Regions from separate parts of the Homo sapiens genome. Here region 1 is linked to region 2. Evidence: read pairs that join two places in POLR2A ChIA-PET (ENCODE). Cell type or tissue: PC-9. All regions are shown on one strand. Links, peaks and the distances in the headings refer to the core of each region. The heading gives the core; the rest is flanking DNA. Region 1 has its middle 63 kb from the start of LINC01567. Region 2 overlaps TNRC6A (trinucleotide repeat containing adaptor 6A).

The links. Peaks named below come from ENCODE experiments on the same cell type or tissue, not always from the same donor. Only the 100,000 strongest peaks of a DNase experiment are listed, where the experiment ranks them.
Region 1: POLR2A ChIA-PET joins it to region 2 with 10 read pairs; 3 of 35 experiments call an interaction of 5 or more read pairs at or near these places.

What each region holds. Positions count from the first base shown.
Region 1 is chr16:24,602,685-24,613,498 of GRCh38, reverse strand. It overlaps the pseudogene LOC107984829 and a transcript of TNRC6A not described here. Among named protein-coding and RNA genes, the nearest start is that of LINC01567, 63 kb to the left of the region's middle. In PC-9, for the core only: no CTCF peak of the experiment used is centred there; no DNase peak of the experiment used is centred there; H3K27me3 peaks cover 203 bases.
Region 2 is chr16:24,744,289-24,755,102 of GRCh38, reverse strand. It overlaps TNRC6A (trinucleotide repeat containing adaptor 6A), which reads right to left. Exons shown (of 25, transcript NM_014494.4): 3 at 4,290-4,377. Among named protein-coding and RNA genes, the nearest start is that of TNRC6A, 20 kb to the right of the region's middle. In PC-9, for the core only: no CTCF peak of the experiment used is centred there; a DNase peak (open chromatin) is centred at 6,672; H3K27ac peaks cover 1,242 bases.

The sequences.
Region 1 (10,814 bases), core at 3,725-8,724, 140 kb after region 2:
AAAATAAAATAAAATAAAATAAAATAAAATAAAATAAAATAAAATAAAATAAAATAAAATGCTTTAATAGTTGCTCATTGATCCCAGGATGAAATCCAAGTCATTAGCCAGGGCTTTGGAGCTCCACATAATCTGGATGGCCTCATCTAACACAGTCTGAAACATGCAATGTGTTTGGTCCACCAGCATTCTTGAGCCCTTGCCCTCCTCAAGGCCTTCACACACGCCACCTGGTTGACCCTTACCCCTCTCTCACACCCCAACTTAAAAATTGCATCATCAGAGAGGCCTCTTTTGACCAACTCTGTCCCCACTTTTATGCCCCCGCAACTGAAGTATGTCTTCAGTTATAGATTCCTTTTTTTTTTTTTTTTTTTTTTTTTGAGACAGAGTCTCACTCTGTCACCCAGGTTAGAGCGCAATGGTGCGATCTCGGCTCACTGCAAACTCTGCCTCCTTCCTGGGTCCAAGCAATTCTCCTGCCTCAGTCTCTGGAGTAGCTGGGACTACAGGTGTAAACTACCACTCCCGGCCTTCAGTTATATATTCTTATCATATCTTATTACCTTCCTTCTTAGCAAATGCCCCACTTTGAAACAATATATCATCTTGTGTGATGACTTAATAGCTGCCTTCCCCACTGGACTATAAACCCCATGAGAATAGAGTGTCTCTGTTTCGTTCACAAATGTAGCCCCAAACTTGCACAAACTGTCACATGGCAACTGTTGGACAGCTATTTTTTTTCTCTTTGAGACAGGGTCTCACTCTGTCACCCAGGCTGAGTGCAGTGGCGCAATCATGGCTCACTGCAGCCTCGACCTCCTGGGCTCAAGCTATCCTCCTCCTGAGTAGCTGGAACTACAAGTGCATGCCACCACACCTAGCTAATTTTTTTTTTTTTTTGTATTTTTTGTAGAGATGAGGTTTTGCCATGTTGCCCAGGCTGGTCTGGAACTCCTGGGTTCAAGCAATCCAGCCGCCTAGGCCCCACAAAGTGCTGGGATTACAGATATGAGCCACTGCGCCCAGCCTGGATAGCTTTCTTTCGAAGCTGTCTGGTGGTTAACTGTGTGGACGCTGGAGAAAACTGCTTGGGCTTAAATCCTAGCTCTATCACTTATTAGCTGAGTGCCCTTAAGCAAGTGACCTAATGAGCTGCTCCTTGCCTCAGTTTCTCCATCTTGGAAATGGAGATAGAAATAGCACCCTGTCATCGAGTCACTCGGCGGATTCTGCTCTGTCGTTGTTAAAAGTTTCTTGCCGAACAGACGTTGGTATAGCTCAGATGACAGTGAACCAAAAGCTTTTGACACAGCCACCATCTCCTTTCTCTGGGGCTACAGATACTGCCATGATTTAATTTAATTTTACTTTACTTTATTTTATTTCATTTTATTTTATTGAGATGGAGTCTTGATCTGTTGTCCAGGCTGGAGTTAAGTGGCATGATCTCGGCTCACTGCAACTTCTGCCTCCTGGGCTCAAGCGATTCTCGTGCCTCAGCCTCTCGAGTAGCTGGGATTACAGATGTGCACCACGATGCTTGGCTACTGTTTGTATTTTTAGTAGAGATGGGGTTTTCTCTATGTTGGCCAGGCTGGTCTCGAACTCCTGACCTCAGGTGATCTGCCTGCCTCAGCCTCCCAAAGTGCTGGGATTACAGGTGTGAGCCACTGTGTCCAGCCACTGCCATAATTTCACAATTCACATTTGGCTTCCCCATGGTTCAACTAATATATGTAATATATCTGCAAGACTTGTTATTTCTATCCCTTAAACATCATTCTAATCTGTCCTCTCCCTGTCCATCTCCACTGCAATTACATTGAACTAAATCGCTCACATGCTGCCTCATTCTGCAAAGGTGTGGCCTCAAACTCGGAGCCAGCTCTACGAGATGCCTCTCGATGCCCGAGCGCATCCAGCACTAGATTTTTTGCTCCTGCTTTGAGCCCTGGTTTCTCCCACAGAGAGTCAGACGTTTGGGGTCCGAGTGCCTTGTCTCCTGACTGCTGTAACTGTGCCTCCTATCACTTGATCATTCCCTTGCTGAGCTGGGGTGTGGAGCCAAGAAACCACCTCCCAGGAAACAGTTCTGATGGCCCCAAGCAATGTATCCATCTCCTTTAACACATATGTGCACGCACGTACACACAGCGGGAACTGGGCATTCTACACTGTCTTAGTGAAAAAAGAATTTTTTTTAGAAGGTACATTTCCAATCACCAAGTCCTTAGAAGCTGTTCTTTCAGGCTCTGGCCAGAAAGGACAAAAATCTAGGTATCCAGAAAAATAATTTTAAAAAGCGAGGTTAGAGGATGAGAGGAACTCCTAAGAAAAATCAGTGGGAGACAGAAAGGTATGTGAATAAAAAAGAAAATCCAGCTGGACTCAGGGGTTGATGCCTGTAATCCCAGCTCTTTCGGAGGCCAAGGCGGGGAGATCACCGGAGGTCAGGAGTTCGAAACCAGCCTGGCCAACATGGTGAAACCCCATCTCTACTAAAAATACAAAAAAATTAGACGGGTGTGGCGGTGGGCGCCTCTAATCCCAGCTATTCGGGAGGCTGAGACAGGAGAATCGCTTGAACCCGGAAGGCAGAGGTTGCAGCGAGCCGAGATTGCGCCACTGCACTCCAGCCTGGGCGACGGAGCGAGATTCTGTCATAAATAAATAAATAAATAAATCTGAGGGCAGGGGGTGGAAAGGGGGAAGGTGAGAGGTGAGAGAGGTTAGGAGGAGTAAGATAGAGAGAGGAGAGGCTCGGAATAAGATGGGCTGGGAAGGGAGAGGGAGGACAGCGAAGGAGAAGCTCCTTCCACCCCAGCAGAGCCAGCGCAGCGCTGCTCCTTAGGAAGGCTGCGTCTGTTTGGCAGGGCCCGAGAGCCGCAGCTCCCCAGAGCCGGCAGGCACTTCCCTTCCAACGGGCCCAGCGAGGGTGCCCTGCGCATGCTAATGAGGCAGTTGAGGAAAGCTTCGCAGATAATTGCTGAAAGTGTGCAGTAACTTACCAGGCTGGGAGTCAGTGGGCTGCAAAATGATGGGGCACCGCTCCTGGGGGCCCCCAGCAGAGGGGCCTGGTCTCCAGGTACCCGGCGCTCACAGGTTAGTGGCTGCAAGACGACGGGTTTTCCATTCAGTCAGGCACTGAACCCAGCGATGGGGAGAGCCAGACCAAAGGCAAAGGAGAGGAGGGGAACCTGCTTGTGTTTTTGTATTAAATTGTTTTTGAACCCACGTAGCCCTGGGAGTCACATGCCGCCTCCAACATCACCGGAGCCATCACATGATACAGGTCCCCCATCATGTGATGAGACAAATCTGCCTAACTTCAGTCCCCCACCCCCAGCCCCCGCTCACAGACTGACAGATAAAGTGCTTCTGGGGGACCCCCCGCCCCCTACCCCCAGTCAGTGACAGAGGGAGGGACGCAGATGGAGAACCCTCAGAGCCCATGCAACGCGAAGACCTTGATGAATAGTTAATATGCCTTTCTCTCTCCTCCTAAGCTATTGCGACTTGGAGCGGTGCCAGCCTCATTTGAATTCCAGCCTTTGTGAATAACTCAAGTGTCGCCGCTGTTGCTCCAGCAATTGCAGGGCGTTTGAGCTCACACCATCCCGCCTCGTTCTAGAAGCCCAACTCGGCTGCCTCCCCTCCCCACAGCTTCCAAGCCTCCTCACGGGGCAGTGGCAGTGGGGGTTGGAGGTGGGGAGACTGGAGCTGCAGAAGGGGAGACCACTCCAGCTGAACCTTCTAGTCCCTCCACCCCCCAGCTGCAGTAGGAGTCAGGTGGGGCCCCGACTGGGTATCTGATTAGGCGATTAGGCTGCCTCTGTTCTACTTAGTGATCATAGCTCTGTTCTCTCTGCAGATATTTCCCTTCTGTCTCTCTCTCTCTCTCTCTCTCTGTCTCTCTCTCTCTCTGTCTCTCTCTCTCTCTCTCTCTGTCTCTCTCTCTCATACATATGTACATCTCTCCATTTCTTCCCTTAATGAGGATACAGTTAAATCGACTGAAAAATCAGCTGGGTTTGGCGGGGTGCAGTGGCTTACACCTGTAATCCCAGCATTTTGGGAGGCCAAGGTGAGTGGATCACCTGAGGTCAGGAGTTCTAAGACCAGCCTGGCCAACATGGTGAAACCCCATCTCTACTAAAAATATAAAAAATTAGCTGGGCATGGTGGCACACACCTGTAATCGCAGCTACTTGAGAGGCTGAGGCAGGAGAATTGCTTGAACCCAGAGGTGGAGGTTGCAGAGCAAGATTCTGTCTCAAAAAAAAAAAAAATCGGTTAAGTTTGTTTCTTCCCATTGTAGTAACCTCCTTTGCTCATGTTTTCATTCACTCGATCTTTTATTAAACAAATATTTTTGTAGAGCACCTAACATGCTGCAGGTCTCGTACTAGGCACTGAGAAAGATGGAAGGGAGGGAAGACATGTTAAAGAAATGCATAAAGCCACATCTCTGTTCTTGAGGTGCCTGTCGTCTGTTAAAGGCAACAGAATCATAAACAGATCTGGCAGATGCAAAATTCCAGAGTCACACAAACTCAAGTGTGCAAAGATGTGAATCCTCTATTTGTCTAAACCTGAACTTCACTTCTACCTCCCGCCCCACTCCCCTATTCTGCCCAATATAGGAAACTGCATCTCATCACTTTCAAATAAACTCAGACACCTGGGTGACTTTTCTCTGCTTCAGATTTACAGTAAGTCAAGTTAAAGATTTTTTTTTCTTGTTGCCTTTCTTTCTTCTCCCTACTATTGATACTAAGCACTGATGCTCACTCGAATAATCAAACAAGTAAACAAATTGTGCAGACTGCTTTCCTTTGTAGATAGATAGTATGATTTGCTGGCACTCTGCAGGTGGGGGCCTTTTTGAGCAAAGAAGAATTGTGGTGTTTTTGTTTTGTTTTGTTTTGACGGAGTCTCGCTCTGTTGCCCAGGCTGGAGTGCAGTGGCACAATCTTGGCTAACTGTAATCCCAGCTACTCAGGAGGCTGAGGCAGGAGAATCTCTTGAACTCGGGAGGCAGAGGTTGCAGTGAGCTGAGATCGTGCAGCTGCACTCCAACCTGGGCAACAGAGCAAGACTCTGTCTAAAAACAAACAAACAAACTCTGCACAATTTGTTTACTTCTTTGATTATTCGAGTGAGCATCAGATCTTAGTATCAATGGTAGGGAGAAGAAAGGCAACAAGAAAAAAAAATCTTTAACTTGACTTATTGTAAATCTGAAGCAGAGAAAAGTCACCCAGGTGTCTGAGTTTATTTGAAAGTGATGAGATGAAAAAAAAAAAAAAAAAGTAGCAAAGTAGCAAAAAGTAGCAAAAGGTGGCAAGCAAAAAGGACTTCTTCCTTACAGACCTCTCTCAGCCACTGTGCCTGGCCCACCTTTTGCTCCTCTGATGTAGTCATGGGAGGCAGCCATCATGTGACGATGAGGTGAAAAATCTTCACTGACATTCTGGGGATGGCAGAGTGGAAGGACAGAAAAACATAAGTTCTCAATAGAAGTGAGTTGCCAAACTGACCCTGGGACCACCTATGTTAGAAAAATCAAGCATCTTTATGGTTGATTTTTTGTATTTCATCACTTGTGATTGGAGCTCATCCTAACTGAAACAGCACCCATGGAATTTGGCAGTTGCTCCAGTTACCAATGGTTTTTGAAGAACAGCATCTGTAAAGCTGTGGAGGTGCAAGTCTGATGATAATAGGTTAAGAAGTAATCTTAATCATGCACAGTGGTGCAAGCCCATAGTCCCAGCTACTCCAGGAGACTGAGGCAGAAGGAGCACTTGGACCCGGGAGTTCCAGATCAGCCTGGGCAGCATAGCGAGACCCTCTCTCCAAAACAAACAAACAAACAAAAAACAAAAAAGAAGTAACTGGAAACATTCCATTTCTGACAATATGGGGGACCAAATATGAAAGACAAAATAATCATAAAGAAATTCTGGATAAAATAACCAACATTCTTTTAAGTGTGTAGCTGAGCCCTCAGAAAGAAAGAAGGGAGTGCCGGGACAGAAGCAGCAGTGCGGCCGCCACCACCATGGCACTGCAGGCTGATCGACAAGGCTGCAGAAGACGTGAGGAAGCTGCCAACAAGACCAGATGAGGGGTCGGGCGCAGTGGCTTACGCCTGTAATCCCAACACTTTGGGAGGCTGAGGTGGGTGGATCATCTGAGGTCAGGAGTTCGAGCTTGGCCAACATGGCGAAACCCCGTCTCTACTGAAAATGCAAAAATTAGCCGCAGGTGGTGGCGGGCGCCTGTAATCCCAGCTACACGGGAGGCTGAGGCAGCCGAATCGCTTGAACCCGGCAGGCAGAAGTTGCAGTGAGCCGAGATCGTGCCACTGCACTCCAGCCTGGGGGACAGAGCGAGACTCCATCTCAAAAAAAAAAAAAAAAAAAAAAAAAAAAAAAAAAAAAAAGCAGATAATAAAGAACTGAAAAAACTCGATGGACTTTACAAACAAGCTATAATTGGAGACATTAATATTGAGTATCTGGGAATGCTGGACTTTAAAGGGCAAGGCCAAATGCGCAGCATGGACCCTCCAAAAAAGGTTGTCAAAGGAAGATGCAACGAGTGTCTCTATTTCTAAGGCAAAAGAGCCGATAGAAAAATAGGACATTTAGAATACAGTGTATGAGAAATTTTTCCAGCCAGTTGCAGTGACTCACACCTGTAATCCCAAAACTTTGGGAGGCCAAAGTGGGCGGATCACTTGAGGTCGAGTTTGAGACCAGCCTGGGCAGCATGGTGAAACCCCGTCTCTACCAAAAATATAAAAATTAGCCGGCCATGGTGCATGCCCGTAATCCCAGTTACTTGTGAGGCTGAGGCACAAGAATCACTTGAACCCGGGACGCGGAGGCTGCAGTGAGCCGAGATGGCATCACTGCACTCCAGCCTGGGCAACAAAGCAAGACTCTGTCTCAAAAAAGAATACAGTGTATGAGAAAGTTTTCCTTTTGAAGCCTTGATAATGCTCTCATGACCTAACATTTAGAGGGAGAGAGGCACTGTTCACTCTAGGTATCATGTATATATTTGCTATTAGCAAGAATTGTAGTAACAGGAGTATGCTGAAACTACATAGTTCACTAAATTGTGCTTGCTTAAACCAGGTGTCCTTAAATGTTCTTTTAGAAAAGTATTTGATTTTTTATTTTTGTAGATTTAGGGGGTACAAGTGTAGTTTTGTCACGTGGATATATTATATAGTGGCAGTCTGGGCTTTTAGTGTGCCCATCACCCAAATAGTGTACATTGTACCCAAAAGGTAATTTCTCATTCCTCAGCCCCTCCCACCCTCCCACCTTTTCAAGTCTTCAGTGTCTCTTATTCCACACTCCATGATCCTGTGTACACACTGTTTAACTCCCACTTGTAAGTGGGAATGGGTGGTGTTTGACTTTCTGTTTCTGAGTTATTTGCACTTAAAATAATGGCCTCCAGTTCCACCCATGTGGATACATAAAATCAAATAAATAAATAAATAAAATCAAACATGATTTTATTCTTTTTTTATGTCTGACTGGTATCCCATCATGTACCATCTTTTCTTTATCCAGTCACCCATGGATGGACATTGGATTGATTCCAGGTCTTTGTTATTGTGAACTGTGCTGTGATAGGCATACAAGTGCAGGTATCTTTTGGATACAACGATTTCTTTTCCTTTGGGTGGATACCCAGTGGTGGGATTGCTGGGTAGAATGATAGTTCTATTTTTCGTTCTTTGTGAAATCTCCATGCTGTTTGTCATAGAGGTTGTACTGATTTGCATTCCCACCAATAGTGTGTGAGCGTTCCCTTTTTTCCGCATCCTCGCCAACATCTGTTGGTTTTTGACTATTTAGAAAGTCTTGCCCTGGTAGTATGTACACAGACTTTAACAATTATTTCTTCTTTTGGCTCATCTGTTCTCCTACAAGGAGTTGGTGTTACTGGTATAATAAAAACAGGTTATTAATTTAAAAAAAGGGCCAGGTACAGTGGCTCACATCTGTAATCCCAGCACTTTGGGAGGCCAAGGTGGGGAGATCACTTGAGGCCAGGAGTTCGAGACCAGCCTGGCCAACATGGCAAAACCCCATCTCTACTAAAATTACAAAAATGCCAGGTGTGATGGCATGTGCCTGTAATATCAGCTACTCAGGAGGCTGAGGCAAGAGAATTGCTTGAAACGGGGGAAGGCAGAGGTTGCAGTGAGCAGAGATCATGCCGCTGCACTCCAACCTGGGAGACACAGCGAGACCATCTAAAAAAATTAATAATAATAATTTTTAAAAAGGGAAGAAAAAACCCCAGAAAACTAGAGAGCTAGGCATACGAGTTAACGCTGTATCCACCCTGGGGATTTAGTGCTTGGCAGGGACATGGCAGCCTTGGGAGGCTGGGTTGCAACTCCAAGCAGGTACAGGAGACAAAGTCTTGTGCCTGGGAGTGGAAACTTCCACATCAGCTTGGGACTCTTAAAAGTGCTGTATCCTCAGTGAAAATGTGCATGGTGGTAAATTTTATGTGTCACATTGACTAGCCACGGGGTGCCCAGATTAAACATTATTTCTAGATGTGTCTGTGAGAATGTTTCTGGATGAGATTAACATTTCAGTGGATGGACTCAGTAGAGAACATTGCCCACTTCAATGTGGGTGGAAATCATTCAATCTCAATGGAACAAAAGGGTTATCTGTGGTGGAGGAAGGAGGTGGAAGAAGGAGGAAATTTCCCCTTTTGCTTCCTGCCTGCCTTCTTGAGCTGGAACACCTCATCTCATCTTGTCCAGCCTCTGGACTGGGATTTACACCATTGGCTACCCTGGTTCTTAAGCTTTCAGACTTGGACCAAATTACACCCCAAGTTTCCCTGGATCTCCAGCTTGCAGAGAGCAGACTTGTGAGACTTCAGAGCCTCTATAATTGCATGAGCCAATTCCTCAGGATAAATCAATCTCTTTCTCTCATGCTGATTCTACTTCTTTGGAGAACCCTAACTAATACATGGTGAAACAAACAAACAAAAAAAGATCACCTTTAAGCCCAGAGAAACACGGAAGCTTGTGTGACTTGACCTGAATTCTGGGTCAAGGCAAAAAAAATACTCCCATGATAATTAATAACCAAGGCCTGTTCTCAAGTGGTTTTGATGTCTGAACATACATTACTTTTATGGCCCTGGAATACCAAAAATAAGAAATAACATAGAAAGAGAGGAGCCTCAGAGAGGCAAATATAAAAGTGATCTAGAGGTAAGTTCACTAAGCCCAGACCTCACAGAGTTCCCACAGATTATGTTCCCATTGCAGATGAGTTTATAATCCAAAATTATAAAACATGTTATAAATTACAAAGCACTAGGAGACAGAAGAAAGTGCAGGATTAGACTCCTATAAATTTCATATAATAAAATAATTGGATGGAGATTATTAATAAAACTTTATGCTTAACTTTTTAGAAAGAAGCAGTGCCTTTTGCTTCCAATTAAGATGACATAACAGAAACTGGGTATACTCTTTTCCCTGAAACAACAACAAACAAGATAAAATATATAAAACAACAGTTTTGGCCGGGCATGGTGGCTCACACCTCTAATCCCAGCACTTTGGGAGGCTGAGGCGGGCAGATCACTTGAGGTCAGGAGTTCGAGACCAGCCTGGTGAAACCTCGTCTCTATTAAAAATACAAAAAATTAGCCATGTATGGTGACTTTGCCTGCAGTCCCAGCTACTTGGGAGGCTGAGGCAGGAGAATTGCTTAAACCCGGGAGACGGAGGCTGCAGTGAGCTGAGATTGCGCCACTGCACTCCAGCCTGGGCGACAGAGAGAGACTTTGTCCCAAAACAACAACAACAACAACAACAACGACAACAACAACAACAACAACAACAGTATTTAAGACATTGGACATCAGATAACAAAGGGCAGGGATATATGAGAGAAGGGAAACAAACCAGGTGAGCTCTATGATTGCCCCATATTACTGCCTAGAGGAAGTTTCCAAATTGCAGTGCAGAGAGGTGGACTTCAAACTGAGGCTGGTGTTCCCCCTGAGATGAGGAGACAGAGCAGGGAGTCCAGGGAGGCCAAGGAAGACAGAGTTTGTAGGGCAGGTACTGGAGAGGAGAGAGCCGCACAGAGATCAAGATCTGCAGAGATGTCCCTCAAGTCTTCAGTGGAGTACAGATCATGACACGCATGTTAGAAAAAGACCTGACCAAAAGGATTAGAGGGCCACATATGGCCAGGAGTAATTTTTGCCCATTACCCTAGAATGCAAAGCTTCATAATTCACACAGCATCTATCAGGTAGGATACTCAGAAGTGTTTTACCTCCGTGGTGGGACCAAAATAGTCCTAGACTAAACCCAACTCTAGTCCAGCCAAACAAACTTTAAAAACAAACTTTGGGCCAGGTGCGGTGGCTCATGCCTATAATCCCAGCACTTTGGGAGGCCAAGGCAGGTGGATCACCTGAGGTTAGGAGTTCGAGATCAGCCTGGCTAACATGGTGAAACCCCATTTCTACTAAAAATACAAAAAATTAGCCGGGCATGGTGGCACGCACTTGTAACCCCAGCTATTCAAGAGGCAGAGGCAGGAGAATCTCTTGAACCCGGGAGGCGGCGGTTGCAGTGAGCTGAGATCATGCCATTGTACTCCAGCTTGGTTAACAAGAGTGAAACTCCATCTCAAACCAAAAACAAAACAAAACAAAACAAAAAACACTTTGGCCAGGCGCAGTGACTCCCGCCTGTAATCTCAGCACTTTGGGAGGCTGAGGTA
Region 2 (10,814 bases), core at 3,969-8,968:
GTAAGGTGCAATGAGGGGCAAGACTGTAAGAGAACACCTAACTGCCCTCTATGAGAGCACAACTCAGGCCTGGTCATGTTACCACCAAGGTTACTGAGAAAATTTACTAATTAAGCTGCTGAATATGATCCTCAAAAATGGCAATAAAGCTGGAAGCTCTCTAAAACCTAGGTCTCATTTAAACTTGAATTTGGTATATTTAAGTCAATAACACCTATAAAAATCCCTTCAGCTCTTAACACAGTAACAGCAAAAAGCCCATGGATGTTGAAACATTCTCAACACCAAGAGATCCCAACTTGTATTGTTGCTTCCCCTCGGCCTTCAACGATTATATGCTTTCTAGGAACTACAATTGCATGCTTCAAGTAAAGGTTACACTAAACTACCCCTCTATAATTAACCTATTTCTCAACCTCTATTTTCCTCCTCATTACATTTCCCTTAAGATCCCTTGGAGAAATTTCTTCTAAAAACAGAACCTGGAGAGAAATCCATGGTAACCTACTGCTACTACTGTCACCCCCCTCCTTTTTTTAAAGTATGGAAACTACATTTCCATGCTCTGTCAAATTATTTTCTAAGCCCAAGAATCAGAAAATAATAGCCCTGGTTCTTAGATATGAAACAGAAAAGAGTGTTATACATAATCTTTGATGAAAAGGCTTTTCAAAAAATTTTAAGAACAAAAGTCATCGGTCTCCATATTAATTAGAAATGTATTGGGGCTGAAATACAATACAAATCACCCTGTTTTTAATGTGAAAAAGCTCTTTAAAGAATCTAAATATGTAAATTAATATTTAAATGATAGGATAATAAAAACTATCAAAACGAAAATATCGTTGTAAGGCTCGTCGGTGTCTAATTGTTTTTATAGGAAGTTGTGTTATCTGGCTTTTTATTTAAAATAGAAAATAACCCATGGTGTTAATTTTAAAAAAACCACAGTGGCTACTGGGGACCATTAAATGTATGCATTTTCTGTATTCATGGTATAAGAACCTATTTTATACCCTATTATAAAAATTATCACAATATATTATTTTCCAATTTTAAAGTTCACCTTTAAATGACAAAAAATAAAGCAAAGTATAAGATAATGTTCTGCATGAAAAGGATAAAGTCATGGCACAGGGTTTTGGCAAAGCACCAGCTGGAGGAGAGAGATTTCAATTATATTCCTGGTTCTGTCACCATGATAAAACCAAGGTCAATCACTTAATTCATTCTGATGCTTAGGTTCCTTATATTAAAAATGAACAAATGTATTAGAACAGATAATATCTGGCCTTTTTCAAAAATAAGAAAATATAAATTACATAAAATACTTTTTACTGTAGTGAGTTTATGTGCCAACATTTATATAAATGGGCCTGCCCACCTGGCTCATGTAGATATCTGCCTGGATACACCTGCTGGCTCCTACTAGCGACAAAAGACAAGTTCCAGGAAACCTGTCTTAAAAACCCTGTGACTCACAATTCCTCATATGGGCTATAAGTGTGTCATTTGGGGGTTTTCTTTTCTTTTCAAGAGCTATCTGGTAACACTCTATGGAAATACCAGCTGTCCTCACTTCACCGACAGGTTGTATTCAAATTCAGTTGTAAGCTGATTATTTGAAATTTGGAGAACAGTCTAATTTACAGTAGCGGCCTAGCCTGCTAAACTTAACATTTATTAGAGGTATTAAACCTTCCTTTATATTGTGTTCAGTGGGTAGATACTATGATGTGTCTATGAGACACACAGGAATACCCTATCAGTGCTGAAGATCTGGCAAAAGAAGGAAAAACTTCTTATATCCCTAAGCTTCTGATGATGGTTCTAGTAAGGACATGGTTGAGGTGAGAGACTGGAACCATGGGGTGAGACAGGAATGAAGTGGGCAACAGTATGAAAAGCTGTCACTTCAGATTTGGTGAGAAGTCAAATGGCACAATAATCACCACTCATGTGTTACAGGCTTATTTATAAGCTGCCTACACATAAGTGACCACTTATACTGACTTGGTGATTTAGAGATTTGATTATACAAGAATGTAAAGATTTACTTGTAACAATTAGAGCCATTGCTGTATATGTTACAACTTTAAAATTATATTCACAAAAATACAATATTTAAAGACATCATTCAAGTGACCCCTCCCTTTCTTAAAATTTCTCAGTAAATAGAATAAATTCCAAACAAATACGCTTATATATTGTCTTAGGCCTCTTCTCTAGCCATTTCACATACATTCTGACTTATCAGCTAATTCTTGAACTCCTTAGACACAGGGACCAACAGAGCCTAATTCAACACTCAGATGCTTGCCAAACTACTGAATCTACATAAAGTATATCCAACCATCCTTTTCAATAAACCTCTTAAGTTTCTTAGAAGCTCTTTTCATTGGGCAAATGGCCTTTCACACCATGGAACAAGAGTCTGATAAGCCTTTACCCCAACCTCAGACTTACAGAGGACACAACTTTCTCATAAGAAATCTCGAGCAATGACCGACCAGACTGCAAAGACTGTCCTACATAAACAGCCTCTGACAGAGGCCCAAGACATCCATCAATACCAAACCACGAGAAGCCTACCAAAACCCTAACCATGGCATATACCTATGCATCCCTTCCCAGGCACCCCTAAGAGCAAGCAAAAGGCAGGTGGCTAGGGCCACATCATCTCCTCTCATCTCATACTTAATTCTCCTCCCCTAATACTTGCTGATGACACCCCTAGGCTCAGGACATGCAGAACTGAATTATTTATCATTTCTCCTTTCTTTGTATCCCCTAGCCTGATTAACTCCTCTCAAATGTAGTCACTCATCTGGAACCTGCGAGTCAATCTAAGCTGACTCTCCCTCTATATCCTTTAAACAAATTCTGTGGATTACTTTAATAGTCCCTTCACCAGTATTTCACACTCTGGTATCTACCCCCTCTAAACCAATTCCACAATTTTCCAAGGTAAACATACTAAAATACAAACTTTTATGTCACTCTACTAAAACATTTTCAGCATTTTCCCCAAAGCCTTGAGAAAACCTCCTAGCCTTTCCTAGTTCAACTCTTCAGAGTTCTACCCTTGGTTCCCTCCCTTTCCCCCAAGCAAAACCCATCCTTTAATGCATACAGGCTACCAAGTATTTCTGAGTTTTCACTGTTTGGAATCCTTTTCTATTCTGCTCCTTATTCACCTAATTTCTACTCTAACGAAATTTCTCTGTCCCTCTGCCCCATTTCAGCCTGAGTTATGCACCTCTCTCTCTGTACTGCAACAGTTCCCCATAAATGCCTCACCTGCCATTTTTACAGCCTGTGTTTTCCCCTATTAAATAATGTGGACATAAGTATCTTGCTATAGTCTACATCCAGTTCCTAGCACAATGCCTGGCTCAAAAAAGGCATATATTAGAAATTAAAATAATTTTTCATTACAACAGATAATTGAAACAGTAATTTCACTAGGTTTTTAGAGCATTTTAATGTCTTGAAACCTTGACATAGTAGGAGATGAGTGCCCATTTAGCTAACTATTATCAGTTTTTAGTATTAACAATACTAATACAATTGTTTGGTATGTAACAATTAAATGGAAAATTTTTAATAATTACAGATTTTTTTAACTTACTTTGCATTGAATTATAGTTTCCTATACTAAATTAGCTAGTTTAGAATTCCCTTGCAGTAAACAATGTCCGAGGTTTATTTTAAGGCTAATGTACACTGCACACTTTAAAAATCAGCCCAGGTACTAAATAAAGAGGGAAAAAGAAACTGACACTTTACTTCCTATTATGTCTATTACATTTTCCTTTAATACTCTATTTCTGTATTACATATAATAACATCATCTCAATTCAACCCTCATTTAACAAAACACAAGGAAACTAAGGCCCAGAGAGGCTAAATAAAATCTAAAGTCACACCATTCTATGTGCTATGTGGGAGAGTGAGATTTCAAATACTCTCAACTTGGCTGCAAATTCCATGCTCTTCCCACTTATAAAATGATATATTATGAAACACCTAGGAACAGCTATTTGAAAGATAAAGATCCATAAAATGTACTTACCTTTGAAAAACTATTGACAAGATTAAATATGCATTAAATTGTACAAACTCAGCAAGTTACTTTATATGCATATTCAAAGACATTAAATATTAAAATGAATCTCCATTAAAGCTAAAACATTAAATCAAATAAATGCCTTCAAAATCTGTAAGAGTAATTTTTTTTTAATTCTATGTTTAAACTGCTTAATATAAATAGTTTACACACATACTACCTTCTTTTGAGCAGCTTCCTTCTTTTTCTTGTCGTCTTTTTTCTTTTTCTTTTCTTCCATCAACTGTTCTTCTTCTTGCACTAAATCCCTGAACCACACAGTTGCAATTAAGTTTCCCAAAATGTATTAAGAAATAAAAATAATGTTGCATACAGATTCATTTTCACTTTTTCACTCTTATTAGAAGACATGGCAAATTATTATTTTATCATTCATTGAAATAAAACACAACCTGCAACCTAACCCTAACTATATAGCCACTATATGGTACAATTCACTTTAATAAGCCACAAGTAGCACAGCTTTTATCTCAATATCATATCAAGGAAGACAACCTAAAATTAGCAAATTTTACATTGGGAAACAAGCAATTTCCTCCAATCCTAGAATGTAAACTTCATCATTTAAGCTGGAGTTACCTTGCTACTGGCCCCAAGTATCAATTAGTAGCTAATGGCAATGCCTGAGACCTCCCCACAATCCTCTCTCACCTAGGTTTCTGGAAGCTACCTTTAGTTTTCCTTGCTCTAAAAAGCTTTGTAAATATTTTTAGAATATAACTTATTAATAAATAGGTGATTTGTATTTCAGCATTACAACAATTTCATATTCTATCAACATTCCAAGGTATTCTATCAATTCTTGGGAAACAATAACGTACTCTTGTTTGTTCTGAGACAGAGTCTTGCTCTGTCACCCAGGCTGGAATGCAGTGGCATGATCTCTGCTCACTGCAGCCTCCACCTCCCGAGTTCAAGTGATTCTCCTGCCTCAGCCTCCCGAGTAGCCGGGTTTACAAGTACCTGCCACCATGCCTGGCTAATTTTTGTATTTTTAGTACAGACGGGGTTTCACCAAGTTGGCCAGGCTGGTCTCAAACTCCTGACCTCAAGTGATCTGCCCACCTTGACCTCCCAAAGTGTTGGGATTACAGGTGTGAGCCACCACGCCTGGTCTAATAATGTATTCTTCATATTAGTTTGTTTAAATTTTAAAAATCTCAAATGGTTAAAGTTGTCAACAGAACCTCTGGTTCAGGATTTCAAAGTGACAGACTGCGCAAATGTGTTTCAGGAAACAGGTTATTACCTTTCAGGAAAAAGGGTTATTACTTTTTTATTCTATTCAAAGCAAATGAATAAGCAAAAGCAAAAGCCACCCCACCCAAGAATAAACATAAGAGCAGTCTGAAATAGATGTTTTAGGCACCATCCTTTCTGGTGGAGCTCTAGAGAGGGTTCCAGAAGACCAGAGCAAGAGAGCATGAAGCAAAAAGACTGCCTAAGGAATAGAAAAGCCATAGCTACTCAACCCCACCCACTTCCCATCCAGATGCCTACACAGCCACAGATAGTAGCTGCTTCTAAATGCAGCCTCAAGCCAAAGAAATACTCTCTAAAGAAACAAAACCTTCCACAGGAGTCTGATAGGTGCTTGAATGGGTTTGGTTGTCCCAGAACAAAGCCCATCTTACTGGAGGCTGCTGCCACTCCCTCCATCACACTGTAAAGTAAAGCTTGCCAATCAACACCCTTCACACAGATCAGCCTTCCCATTCAGGGAAGGAGTCTACTGGGCAAAAAAAACCTTTGCAAAGGCGGAAGAAACTCACTCCGGCTACCTGTAGTCATCACCCTAAAGTCTAGACCCTAAACCTTCATTCATAATACCAACAACCAAAATAACCAGTTACCCAAAGAAAAGCATCACACAAAATGAAAATACCTAACTCTGCCCTGAGGAAGCTTTCCAGAGGGGACACTAAGAATATCAGGCAGGGGCGTGGTGGCGGGCACCTGTAGTCCCAGCTACTCGGGAGGCTGAGGCAGGAGAATGGCGTGAAACTGGGAGGTGGAGCTTGCAGTGAGCTGAGATGGCACCACTGCATTCCAGCCTGGGCGACAGAGCAAGACTCTGTTTCAAAAAAAAGGAATATCAGGCAGAAAAAGAGAGATTTGGAGATATGAACTAGACATTTTGGAAGCTGCACATTATTTATCAAGGCTGGAATGCATATGGCAGTAGGGATGTTGAAGAAGATAAAAGGAGAAAGACAAGTGCCTAAGAAACTGGAAGGGGTTGTTGCTATAGGTGCGCTGCAATGAGATTAAACAAAATTTAAGTTGGCTTTGCTGATGGAACAGACTGAGAGGAGATGCAGACACCGAAAAATGAAATGAATGACATTATGCACAATTGATAAAAACTTAGTAAAGTATAGGACTACTAAAATCAGCTAAAAGGATAACTGGAAGAAGAGTATGATAACTGTTGCTATACTTCGCTGTCATTTTGTTACAAGCAGAAGTGTCATGTGGCTAATGGAGTAACATAACAGATTCCTGCCAACTGTGGCCATGACTCACTCTCTTTTGAATTCTGTGTGCAGGAGGTAGTAAGACTGAACAAGCTCACTCACACTACAATCCCAGGGAAGTCAAGGAGCAAGAAAGCCACAGCATATGAGAGCAGCAGAGTAAAATCAGTAAACAACGGCAACTAGGTTACACCACTGTCATGTTACCTACCCTGAGACATGCAGAAGTCAAGATTAAAAGCTGATTACTAGTTAAAAATACTTAATCTTCTTCAGCCTCTGTTTCTTCATGAAAAAACTGGGGGCAAATGACCATACATGTCAATGTCTTAATATTTTTATAAGAATTAGGACTGCTTACTTAGCACAAAGCTTATCTAGTAAGCACTCAATTGCCTAGCCATGAATCCAACTCACCAGTCCTCAGTGGCACCCAAAAGGCTGTCTTTACCCTTCTTGTGTCAAAATAGCACAGGTACTTATTCAGAAACATCTAGCACCTTCAGCATTTGTTCTTCATGTTCTGCTGTGAATTACAGACATGTCCTTTTCTGATCTTCTATGTCACTATAATTTTACTCCATGTAATGGTCTCTATCTGGAGTATTTTCTCCTTTCTCAAACTTCATTTTCAAGACTTTCTGATGAGGTTACTAGCAAGTGTTTTCCTGGCCAAAAATATCCCCTTTAGTACTTAAAAGATGTACCAGACATTTCTTCTCAAGGAAATATCACAGTATCAGCCGATACTGTAAGCACAGAGGGGAGTAAGTTTTGTTCTTCAACACTATCATCACAGCCAACCAGTCATGCTTTTTCCCATATCTCCTCCTTCAGAGAAAGCCAACTGGAAAAACAACAACAACACCTGTGCCCAAACACGTCAGCTTCCAGGAGTTAAATGTTCATAGAGACTCACTTAAGACATCTGACTATATCATTTACCACAACTATCAAGAGGAGCAAGGACTGATGGATTTGAAAGGCCTAAGTGGGCCACCCTGTTTGATGCACCTGCCACCAAGACAACACTCCAGTTAGCAATCATCCATGCCCTGAAGGCTACTTTGCAGGATACCTCACATCTGTAAGTTCTATGAATCTACCTCGTTGTCTGTAAAAACCAGACTCCCCTTTTATCAGAACTTGACTTATGTCCTGCATCTCATGTATAAAGGCTTTGAGGTGGCCTGTAAAAGTCAATGCCACTGAGGGAACTTTCTAGGAAAATGGAAATGTTTTCTAACTTGATTGGAGTGATAATTACAAGGGTGTATACATTTGTCAAATCATTCACCTACACACTCAATGTTTGAATTTTACTGTATGTAAATTGTATTTTAAAGTTGGTTTCATACATTGACTAGGGGAAATGCAATATCTCGATCTGAAAAAACAAATAGATCAAGATTAGGATTCCACACAACAAATCAAGCTAAGCTTCAAATTTTGCCCGTATCTTCCAGTAGCCACTACAAATGATTTACTTGTACCGTTCAAGAATGCGTTTCTGGCCGGGTATGGTGGCTCAGGCCTGTAATCCCAGGAGTCTGGGAGGCCAGGAGTTTGAGAACAGAATGGGCAACATAGTGAGAGTCTGTCTCTATTTCAAGGGCCTATCAAGGGAGCAGGGTACACCTTGGAGGTAGAATGCCCCTTCCTACTCTTGCGCCTCCTGACACTTGATGGTCAATTTTTCCTACATTCCCAGCCCTGAATATCATTAAAATTAATCCCTTCTGAAGGGTACTCTTGTACTTGCTATCAGAAGTATGTATGGACTAGCACTAAGCTTCTGGTGAGCAATTTGGAAGTATCTATTCACAATGAATTTTTAAATGTCACTATCTTATGATCCATCAATTCAAATCTAAGCCTCTGAAAAAGGAACCGTACAAAGATAGACACCGCAGCATAAAATCATAACCAAAAACCAATCAATAGGGAAAAGTTAAATCATCCTGTAATCACACCAAGGAATACTACACAGTAATTTTAAAGTGGGGCGGGGAGTAGATTTCCATAGTGTACAGAACCAGCTCCCAATAGAAACCTCAAGCACTAAACTTCTTATTTATTTATTTAGAGACGAAGTCTCACTCAGTTGCCCCGAGCTGGAATGAGGTGGTGCTGGTGTCAAACTCCTGGGCTCAAGCAATCCTCCTACCTCGGCCTACCAAAGTACTGGGATTACAGGGGTGAGCCACTGCACTCAGCTAGGAAACATGATTTTTTTTATAGGAAAAAAATTCCTACAATTTTGTAGAAACAACTGAACACATCTGAAATAAGAAAACAAGCAAACATTTGGTACAGGTTGTAAACAAGATTAGTGAAGTAAGACAGGTATAAGAGCTGTTTCAACTGTGGAAGGCTTTATGGAGCAGTAAGAAGTTGATCTGGCTCTTGCAAAAGAGGCAAGATTTTTTAGGAGCACAGAAAGGTGTGGGCACAAGCGAAGTATGGAGACTTGTCAGCATGACAATTGCAGGGACCAGCACTGACTGGAATTGAAAAAGGGAGGGAAAATGTTGGGTAAGAATAGGCAATAAATTGGCAAAAACAAGGGTGAGAAGACTGTTGCGAAAATCTAAGTGAATGTGTAGTTCCCCAAACTAGCATGGTGGCAGTGAAAAAAGCAAGCAAAGAATAAATCTGAGATAACTCAAAATATCCTAACAATTAGCTGGGGGGGGGGGGGATGGTACATACCTGTAGTCTCAGCTACATGGGAGGCTGAGGCCCAAGAATCAACTGAGCCTAGGAGTTGGAGGCTGCAGTGAGCTATGATTGTGCCACTGCATGCCACCCTGGGCAACAGAGGGAGAAATGACAATAATGGGACAAGGGGTTAGGTGTCTCTATTTTGCTTTAGGAGACAGAAAACAGGAAGCAACTTTCCTGAGGGCCCAACTAGCCTATCAGTCAGCAACACACCACAAGCTAGCTCATCCTCACATAGAAGCCAGCTGTATGTTACAAGCTAGAAATAAAAATACACTTTACATCTTCTGCCAAAAAACATTCTGTTCTCCTACTTTCTCCCATGCAGATCCCACCTTCTTCTATTTCCTTCCAGTCTTCCTCTTTTCCCATTTGATTGCCACCCCCCATTCCTTTTCTCATTTTTATCCTCCTACCTAAATTAATCACCAAAACCTGTCTAGCACTACACAACAGGAAGTCACTAGCAACCTTCAAAACTATAGAATTCACCAGACAGTAGAGATGAAAACTGAACTGGAGCAAAAATAGGTAAGGAAGTTGGAGATTTGGATCGGTTTTTCAAAAGCTTCAGCTGTAAAATGAAGAGAATAGGATAAAATGAAGTTTTGCATATTTTTTAAAGTAAGGACAACTAATAGTTATCTGGAAGTGGAAAGGGGTCATCGTATTGAAGGGTGGGGAACATGCTATTTACAATAACTGACAATTATCTGCAAATACAGTAGTTAAATAAAATGGATATATCCATAAAATGGAATATTATGCAGCTGCAAAACAAAGGTCTCCTCTACACCCTGATGTGAAAGGATCAGGAAGGCTTAAAGTTAACTGGAAAAACAAAACAAAATCTAAGGCTCAGTGTGCTATCTTTTTGTGTTGGGAGGGATATGAATATATATATATTTACATGTCCTTGTACGTGCATAAAGAAATTCTGGAGACGTGTACATATACAAATTAATAAAAAATATATATTTGTGACAGAGTATGAGCACAAAAGAGGACAACAGACAGAGTGGCAGCAATGCTGTATATTTCTTAGCTTAGCTTTAGCTGGCATGTCTTCCCCTTAGGAAGGAAGGAGAATAGCATACAAACAGGTAGCAGTAAGGATCCAGATGACAGTATGGATCTCAAAAAGTGGGAAGTTGAGCTTGAAAGGGGCTTCCACTAGCACCATAATTTGAGCGATAAATTATGCTAATAAAAAATTACAAACAACTGAATAAAATAAGAACCCATGGGTCCATACTGATATGAATGAATGATTGAGTGAGTGAATGGAGAGAAGTACCAAATCTTACAGTAAAATATCAACTAATGTAAGAAGAATGGTTGACTTTAAAAATCACTACTTGGCCCTACTGGTTAAGGCAAGCACATTGATGAGAAAACAAGACATTTACGTACTCTCAAAGTATCTCCCAACAATAGTGTTATTAATTACAAAGGGAAAAATACTAACTTTGCAGTGATGAAAC